2 separate regions of the Homo sapiens genome follow, and region 2 is linked to region 1. Evidence: chromatin loops called from intact Hi-C (ENCODE). Cell type or tissue: breast epithelium. All regions are shown on one strand. Region 1 has its middle 110 kb from the start of SAXO1. Region 2 overlaps SAXO1 (stabilizer of axonemal microtubules 1).

Evidence for each region. Hi-C counts contacts between places; a loop is a spot of excess contacts. Peaks named below come from ENCODE experiments on the same cell type or tissue, not always from the same donor. Only the 100,000 strongest peaks of a DNase experiment are listed, where the experiment ranks them.
Region 2: a loop joins it to region 1, with 19 times the contacts of the local background. A loop is called at or near these places in 4 of 110 quality-filtered maps.

The regions. Positions count from the first base shown.
Region 1 is chr9:18,916,705-18,921,704 of GRCh38, forward strand. No RefSeq gene overlaps it. Among named protein-coding and RNA genes, the nearest start is that of SAXO1, 110 kb to the right of the region's middle. In breast epithelium, no CTCF peak of the experiment used is centred here; no DNase peak of the experiment used is centred here.
Region 2 is chr9:18,974,892-18,979,891 of GRCh38, forward strand. All of the region lies in intron 1 of SAXO1 (stabilizer of axonemal microtubules 1), which reads right to left. Among named protein-coding and RNA genes, the nearest start is that of SAXO1, 56 kb to the right of the region's middle. In breast epithelium, no CTCF peak of the experiment used is centred here; no DNase peak of the experiment used is centred here; H3K4me3 peaks cover 642 bases; H3K27ac peaks cover 926 bases.

The DNA of each region.
Region 1 (5,000 bases):
ATCTTTATACCTTCCCACTGTAGTTAGGACTGAACTCCTTAAAATATCCTGAAGCACCTTACAACAGCCCAGCCTCATTTCTGGCCACTCTCTCTGGGTGGCTGGCCTCAGTTCCATGAAGGCCCCATTCTCCTTCCACTCTCCACCTTCTCATGAGCCATGGAATAGCAACCACCACACCCACAACCATCCACTCTTGTTAAATCAGGGCAGGGCAAATATGGAGGCTACAAAATCCATGTTACATAAAGTCTTTAAATATTGACCAATTATCCAATTCTTTTCCCCACCGCCTTGCAGCAAAGGCAGAGAGCTGGGCCCCTCCATCTTTGATAGCCTTTAGAGTTGGATGCTGCCTGAGATCCAGAGTCACCATCAAGGGTACAGAATCCTATCTTCACAAAGCTACCTGCCCCCCTCACCTCTCCTCCATTTCCCCATGGCACACTTCCAGGGCACACTAATTTCAGGGCCAGGTCTGGATTTGTGGTGGAAACATAAAATTATATTATTTATTGTATAATTATTTACAACCTCTCTTCTTCTAACTGATCTTTTGTCTTGCTGAAAAACTGATCTTTTGTTTTGCTGAAAAAATGATGGGTGGGAATACAAAAGAAAGTGACCAAGAGAAGACTAAATTGCATGACATGATAAAGGATGAAGAAATCCTAAGGGACAAGATCTGGCTAATTGGCTGGAGAGGCCTGGGATGAGGAGACACAGGAGAAAAGGGAAGGAAGGGAAAGAAAAGGGAGGCAGGTCACATTTCAGCTGATACTCACAATCTCAGGAAGCTATTCCCACTGCCTGAGCTAACTCCCATCCTCCCTTCTCCCTCAAAGCACACAGCACAGCTACTATTACTTATCCAACCCTGGTGCTGGTAACCTTGACTTTAGAAAACCCTTCCTCGAGGATGTCAGAAAAGACCCCTTTCTCCCTAAAGGCTGTGGGACAGAAAAGGGAAACAGAGGAAAGGCTTTCAGAAATCAAGGATGTTGCAATCACTTCTCAGGGACCATGGCAGGAAGCAGAAGTGCAAGACCTTCTTCACTGCAGGTTCTCCTCAAATCCCCACCATACCTCAATTCCCAGAAGCAGCTTGTAGCGATCCCACCCTCATCCTTCTCCATGGATGATAGTTCTGTCCTTTCAGTCACTTAAACCCAAAATTGTGGCATCGTGCTCAGTCCTCTTATTCCCAGCTCACATCCAATCAGCAACTTCATGTGGCCCGCCTTTGAAACACATGCAGAACGTGACACTTTTCTCATGGCCCCCACTTCTCCCCACCAGGTGTGAGCCTGCATTGCCTTCTATGGAATAAGCCTTCTACTAGGCCTTGCTTCTACCTGTGCTCCCCTACAGCTGGTGCTCCCCTACAGCATGTGCTCCCCTCCATAAGCAATCAGGGTGACCACAGTGATGATTTTCACAGACACCAGATCTTGGCACTTCTCAGGTCCAAGCTTGATGTTGGCACCCCTCAGAATATGAGCCAAATTCCTGGCAATAGCCTGTGAGGTGCTCACTGGCCTCCTCACTGCTCTCTGAACACAGCTAGACAGAAACATGCCCACCTTAGGGCCTGTGCTCTAGCTGCTCCCTGACAGACACTTGGCTCCTTCTCTCATCTCCTACTTCAGGCCTCACAAATCTCACCTTCTCAATGAGGCCCTTCCTGATTGCTCCATTAACTAAAACCTGTGCCTCCCAGAACCTGAGCCTCTTCATCCCAATGACCTTTTCCTTGTTGCCTTCTGACATATCAGATCATTAATATGCTTATTATTTAGTATGTGTTATTTTAATTATACATTATATAATTGCTCATTATTTATTATGCTTATTTATTATTAATGTTTATCTCCCCCTCACTAGACCATAAGCTCCACAAGAGCAGGATCTGAGTCTGCTCTGTTAACTGATGTAGGCCCAAACACCCAGAAGAGTGCATGGCACCCAATAGACGTTTTTGGAAAGAATGAATAGGTGTAAGTACATATATATGGATGGATAGGTGGATGGATGGGAGGGAGGGACGGAGGCAGGGACGGAGGGAGGGAGGGAGGGAGGGACGGAGGGAGGGAGGGACAGAGGGAGGAACGGAGGGATGTGGTCAATGCTATGACAAGGCATTCCATCCATCCTGATGACCAGAGCTAAGTCAGCTGCGAGGGTTTGTGGAGGAGGAAGTAGGCAGATCTATGAGGTGGCGGTTTACATGACAGGACATATGGAGGGAGAAGACAGGGTTCCTGAGTCCCCACCTACCACACAGGGAACTCACTGGACAAGTAGAGAAAATGAACGCCTGGAAGAAGCTGAAGACCACCTGGGGGCCATCTGGGCAGGCTCCCTGGGAGGTGCCCTGGGACAAGAGAATGTTAGAATGACTGACCCAGGACTCTGAAAGAGGGGCTGCACAGGGTGGGGAAGGGCACTGTGATAGTCTTAAGTCAGGCAGGTTCCCGGAGCCCACGGGAAACAAAAGTAGGAGTCTCATGGAATCTTCCTGAGCTTCTTAACCAAGAAGATAAATGCTTCCTAAATACCATCGTTTGGGGTTTTATAAGACAGACTCCAAGATGTGACTATGTGTTACCAAATCACAAGACAAAAATATGTTTTTCCTTGGTGTATCCAAAGGAATTGTTTTCTAGAGTGAAGAGAATCCAACCTAAAGTGATTAACTGTTTCAAACCAAGAACTTAAACACTGAATGATCTCTTCAAATAACCTTCAACTCCTGGCTGTAATCATTCCTTTTTACAGATTAGTCTTATAAATAAACATCGTGTAAAAAACCCCCATTGGAATCTAATCAACATTTTTGTATCTGTGTTCCCAGAAGCAATTATTGAATAGATCTGGATGCTAACTCTATATTAGGTACAGTGGAAGATCATACACAAACACACACACACACACACACACACACACACACACACACGGTTACTGTTCCTAAAGTTTTTTCAACCTATTTCTTAGGTCATACACCTGTAAACTGCATGCCCCTTTAAAAGTATTCCAAAATTCATTCTTTTCTCTCAATCTGAATGAAGAGATTATTCTTGCATCTCTCTAGCGCTCCCCTTCTTCCAAGGTACCGTTCAAAAACTACTGTCCACAAGGTTTGTTTTACAAACCTCATTTCCTCTAATCCCCTGAGCAATCCTGTGAGGACTTTGCCAAGTTGTATGACCTCTCTGAGCCTCAGTTGCCTGCCTGGAAAGGCAGGAATAACAACAGAGAGGGGTTGCGTGGATTGAATGAGATGGGATGTGCTGGTGCTTTTAGAACTCGAAGGGGCTTTACGCAAGTGATACTCGCATGAGTCCATTGTCCATCATAAATGAATTTTCCCAGGCCCTCTGTGTCCTGCATTTTGGCTGTACCATAACCTCTCATTTATCAAGAAGCCAAATGATCTAAACTGTCAACAACCAGGATATTTTAACACTCAGAGCTGACCCTGAGAAGCTACAGGATCCAATGAGATTTCTGAATCATAAAAGATAGATTGAACTACGTGTCTGCATGGCATGTGTATTTTATTGTATTCTAAACTTATTTGAAAAATTTATGATGAGTACTTGGCAGTACTTCTCCATGTGTGTTCCAACAGGTTTTACACAATAAAAGGGCTCTCTCGTCAGAGCTGAAAAATGTTGCTTCCTCCTGCTCAATGTTCATCCCTCCCTTCCCTGGAAACTACACCTCAGTTTTCCTTTGGGGACCCACCCCACCCCTTCAGCCCTCATGCAGTTCATGTAGTTCACACGAGATTGACCCCACACATACACACTGCTCCGTCCAGGGGTGGACCCCAATTCAAGCCTGGATGATTAGTATCTTCTATTGCTACAATGATCAGCTCAGGGATCAGCATAAAACTCAAGCCCAGCAAGACTCAATTCAGGTACTTTTACTGGAACCACTGGGAAGCAAAGGCCCTTTTCTCTCCATTGGGATTACTAGCTAAAAGGATGTTGTAAGGCCTATGTAAGAGGGCATTGTAGAAGAAAACAAAGCCAAAAGGTGAAGACCAAGACCTCACTGTATCCCTGACACCCCTGGTTCCAGCTATGCCTAAAGTCAACAGAGAAAGCCCTAGACTGTTCAACTGCCTGAACCAATAAATCCTCTTTTTTGCTTAAGCACTTGTAATTGCAAGAATGCTGATTCATACACTGGGTTATACAAAGTTAAACAAGGTTTCTTTACTATAGGGCTTCACAGAGCCTTCAAAATATTAACATGCATTATGAATCTCCAACAGGGAGATATAATATACAGCACTACTCAAACTTATGTGTCCAGTGAATTTTTTTTGTAAGACCATATCATAAGGCTTGTATTCCATAGAAAACACCTTGGGAAAGGCTAATACATATTACCTATAGGTTAACCGAATATTAAAATACTACAAATCCCTATTCCCTTATTATTCTGGATAAATGAGACAAATGGGAATTCATTTATCCAACACTGTTGATGCATTTTTCCAGACTTTAAAAATGTATGTATATAATTTTTTATTCTTTTTTACTAAATTGGGGTCATAAGCACAAACCATGGTATATTTTTCCAGACTTAATAAAACATGTGTGTATATACAGTCTTTTTTTTATTATTATACTGGGGTCATAATTCCTGAGCTGCTATACTTTTGAGTTCTGCATTTTAAAATATTTTGGGCCTCTAGTCTCACTGCCAAGCTATCAGCTGTCACTTTGCTTTGTTTAAATGTGTCTACCTCTAGCAGCAACCTCTAGTGCTCTGCTGTGAGCTAGTAAACAAAATGAAAGAAACTCAATGGAATTGTGTGTTTAAAAAACAAAAGTCGGGGACGGGGGCAGTGTGCTGAGAGTAAGAGCCAGGGTAGGGGTATGCACTGAGTAGAGTACCTAAGTTTCTGTACGTGAAATCTCTGTCGATGTGTCGATGATTTTGGCAATTTAAAAGTCACTTATTTCCAGGTTCCTGCCTTGGTT
Region 2 (5,000 bases), 58 kb after region 1:
AAACAGGATATTGGTATAATATCAGAATCTCCATCATAATCAAATACAAAGGGAACATGGTGACTTTACAGTGGAGAAATCTGGCAGACTCTCAACCTTGACCATATGATCAAGGTTAGCATCATCATGACTGTGTAGGGTATGGCTAAGGGGCAAGAAGGTGGGGAGGCTTCAAAGGCGGTAATACTTGAATCAGGTGTTGAAGGATGAGGCAGCTATGGAGAAATAAGAGGCAAGAGATTTCCAGGGGAAGTTGGGCAGATGCAAAGCCATGCTGGAGTGACAGCATGAGTGCTGGGGAAGCAAGGAGGCTGCAGGCTGGGGAAGCAGGGAGAGTGCAGGCTGGGGAAGCAGGGAGAGTGCAGGCTGGGGAAGGATAAATGGTTCTGGACAGGCAGACAGAAACCAGATCAAGAAGAGTCTTATGGACCATGCTTAGAAGTTCAGACCTTGCCCTCTTAGGGACGATGTGGCACACCTGCTGCTACTACCGCTCTGCACATATGTCAGACATGTCTAATCACAGCACTTTATGCACTTCAGAGCACACCCATTTCAGACAGCCCTGCCAATTGGCACCTGAAATGGAATCATTTGCCCTCCCTACTCTAGGCAATGAGAAGGTTTAGAGGATTTTTAACAGGTGGCAGTTATGATTTGCACTTGTGTAACAAAGCTAGACCCTGATATCAGTGTCAATTGATCAAAGGATAAACTCCAGGCATAGTGACTAGTGAGAAGGCCTCTACAGCAGTCCTATGCATTGTATAAATGAGAGCGTACAAATTCATACACTATGTAAATGAGACCATACAAAGTCAGATTTGGTTCAAACCCCATGCTTTTCTCTAGCCATTGTCAGAGCACATATTATGGTGGAGTGAGCACGTAAAACATTCTTCGACCAAGAAAACCCAAGGCCCAGCAGAAGCTGAAAGTTGTGCTGAGCGAAAAGTGAGACCCAAAAGAAAGAACTACAGCTGAAGTGGAGCAGACAGACCAAGAGAGATGTAAGTTTCACTCACCCTTGAACTCCACGCAAACAGAATTACAAAGTAACTACAGCAGTACTTTAGCACCTCGGCACTACTAGACTACTTATCATTCCCTGCAATACTTAGGTGTTCACTGAAAAATTATCATCGAAAGGTAATCAGTCACAGTGCCTATGTCTTAGGAAAAAACATGATATTCCAATATTTAAGTTAAAACACATAGATGCACCCATGTGTGCACACATATGACATAATTAGGAAGCACTCTAAGCCAGGATATGGGCAAAAAATTATTTTCTTGGGTTTGAGGGGCAGCTGAGTACTGAGTAGAGTAGAAAGAACTGCATGGGACTGGGGTTCATCTCTTCTCTAGGGCTGAAAAACTTGAGGGCTGAAAAAGGTTGTCTTTTCTAACATAATAATGCTGACTCCTAACTTCCCTCTCAGAAGAAAATAGCAGAAAGATCAGGGAGAGAGCTCTTGCTACAAGCACAAACAAATCAGGCTAAATCCTTCTGCGTGTGGGTCTGTGAGGGTAGCAGCTCATGTTGTGGCCAGAAACTTGGTAATATGATTGAGAAAACTAAAAACACATTTTAAGTGAAGTCCTGGGGTGCACACAGCATTCTGCTTTAAGATGCTGACTGTTTTTGAAATAAAACTTTAAAACATGCCATAAAAAGCAACTATTCCTCTGGGGAAAGAGTGGCCTAAAGTGTCTTTGATTGTAACTATGGGAAAGACTTTCATCCGCACTCTTTACGAGGTTAATTGTAACTCTCCCCCAAGCTCAGGGACGCTTTCCTGAGTCTTGTGGTTGTAATCTTACACGTTGCGTGATAAACTTTCATTTTCCAACGAGGACATTCCAAAATGTTAAAAGTCATGGCTCCAAAAACAGTCAAATGAGTGAAAGCTGATAAGAAACTGGTTTAGCTAGTGCATACATGCACACGTGTGCACACAGCCTGCCGTCCTCCAGCTACACCAAGTGAAAGTCCTCAAGTTTCATCAGGAACGACCCCACAAAACCACAAACCAAAACAAATGTGAAGCACTTAGCACAATGCCTGGCTCACGGCTGTTATCATCATCATCTTATCCTTTTTCTTCATTATTGCTAATGGATTATAGCTCAGTATTTAGCTGTCACTGAAAGAGATTTATTCCATCCAATGAGGTCATCTTCGTGGACTATATAACCACTGAAACATCCCTATGGAATCCCGCTGTGGTTGCCTTCTCTTATAAACTGGCATGAGACAGTTATAATAAATTTGTTGCCTGTAACAGAAACTCCCACCATGCTGTTTTTCACAATTCTTTTACATACAAAACCTCAACTGAAAACTGTGGTTCATAGTTTCTTCTCAGATGCCAATAGGAATTAATCTGCCATACTTCAGTGTCTCCCTTATAGCAGGCTCACTAGTAATAATTTTATTACCATGTGTAGATCATTTACCACATGCTGGGCATACTGCTAATAGCTTTTGTGCTTATTAACTTATTTCATCTTCATTACAACCTCATCAGATGCTGCCGCTATTATTCTCATCTACATAGGAGGTGTCTAAGGCTTACAGAGGTTAAATCATCCAAGATCTTTCGTTCGGTGAGATATATAGCTGATAAGGGGTGGAATACAAATTTAAACTAAGTGTTTCTGAATCTAAAGTTCATGTTTGTTTTCCACTAGATTGTAATTACTAAATAAATGATTCTTAACTTGGGTTCCTTGAACTTCAGGGGACCCATGAGCCACTTGGAATTGTATGAAAATGGCATGTGTATATACACATTTTCCTCAAAGAAAGTCCACAACTGCCAGGCGTGGTGGCTCACGGCTGTAAATCCCAGCACTTTGAGATGCCAAGGCAGTGGATCACTTGAAGTTGGGAGCTCCACACCACTCTGGGCAACATGGCAAAACCCCGTCTCTACCAAAAAATACAAAAATTTACTTGGCATGATGGAGCGTGCCTGTAATGCCAGCTACTCGGGAGGGCTGAGGTGGGAGAATCACTTGAACCCGGGAGGCGGAGGTTGCAGTGGGCCTAGATCATGCCACTGCACTTCAGCCTGGGTAAGAGAATGAGACCCTGCCAAAAAAAAAAAAAAAAAAAAAAAAAAAAAAAGTCCAAAACGATTGTTCCAGAGTCGGGTGGAACTAGATCTTATCATTAAATTCTGTGTCACCATTCCCCTCATTGCCCCTAGCACTCAAAAGCAGTGCCTGGTCATGGTATGTACTCAACTACCAGCTCTCCAATTGACCAAATTCTCTTCTCAGGTCCTTTCTTGGATCCACCCCCAACCCCACAATGGAAATGCAATGAGAGTGATGAATTTTTTTCAAGGCCGCATTTTGAAGCCATGCATGTGTGAGAGCTCCTAGCACGCTTCCCAAAGCTCAACCTTTCACAGCCACTCACATTGTGAAACAGCAAACAGGACCCTGTCCTGCCTTCTCACCCCAGAAAACCAAACATCTGTTTGTTCTGGCCTGAAGAGCTCACCTGCTGGGGAGGAGATGCCCAGCTTGGAATAGCACAGCACATCTGGCCCTTCCTGCCTGAGCTCAAACTCCATTTTCAGGGTCAGCTGTCAAGTAATCTTCTGCTTTATAAACAATCTCACATTTTAATAAGAGCCATTGTGCAAGGTGAGCTTTTGAAATAAAGTTGGTTTTCAGTCTGCAGCTGCACTCGCAGATGCCCCACTTTCTAACTGAACCCTGAATAATGGCTGTGAAAATAATTGCCCGTTATTGCATTTTTGGCATGCCCACTGTGCACCAGGCACTGTTCTAGATGCATACATCCATCATCCCCAATTTGCAAAATAACTTAGGAAGATATTATCAACAGTTTGCAGATGGAGAACCTGAGTCCTGTCAGAGAAGCTAAATAATTTGCCCAAGAGCCAAGATCCAACCCCATGTTGAGCAGACACCAAAACCGTATCAATCCCCAACTCTTCATGGGCTCCCACTTTCTCATGGACCTGAAGTTACTCTCTTTTCAAAGAAAGTTTACTCCAGTTGAAAAATAAGAAAGACTCCAAGGCCTCAGCATCTTTGCAGCTGCAAAGGAATATTTCACAAGCCTCTACTAAAATGGGATAGCATCAAATTTTTGCTTTTACTCTTCACAAATAAAGGTAAGGAAACTTAGATTATATATGTTGAATCTATTCTAGTACCTCATTGAAAGCCATGTTTGAATGTCTACTATTCAATTATACACAGCAACTATAGGTCCAAAGCACTAGGCTAGACAATATGAAAAAACCCAAGATTGAGATAGACTTGCAGCCTCCCCTCACAAATAGATTTCCCAATTAACTGAGCAGATTATTATATAAATTGTTGAATATACTACTAAAACAAGAGGAAGAATTCCATAGCATGCTAAATGGACCTGAGAAGAAGGAAATAAAGACATACTTGTTTTCATGTGAGGGTAGAAAAATGTGTAATAAACTCAGCCTTTGTGAGGAAATTTCACCAGAGCTGAGAATGGGTCAGATTTTACACCTCAGTCATGACTGGACAATGGTGAATGGGGGTATCTGTGCAAAGAGAAGGATTTGAGCAAAGGCTCAGGGAGAAGGCAGGGGGCACGTGGTGGGACAGTCCAGAGCCTTTGGCCTGGGGATATGCATGAGGCTGAAAGTCACACCAGGAAGGGCTGACTCAGCTGTTGACTTCAGACTCTGGATTGGGAGTGATCTCATCAGCTCTATTTTCCAAGGAGATTATTCCAGCAAGAGTGTATGGGCTGAGAGGATAACAGCCTAGAATTGGAGGCAGCATAGTGGCCCACGCCTATAATCCCATCTACTAGGGAGACAGAGGCAGGAGGATCACTTGAGCCTAGATGTTTAAGGCTGCAGTGAGCTATGATTGTACCACTGCACTACAGCCTGGGCAAAAGAGAAAGACCTCATTTTTCTTTTTTTAAAAAGAGTCTAGAAGTGGAGAAACCAATGGCAGTTGTCTGG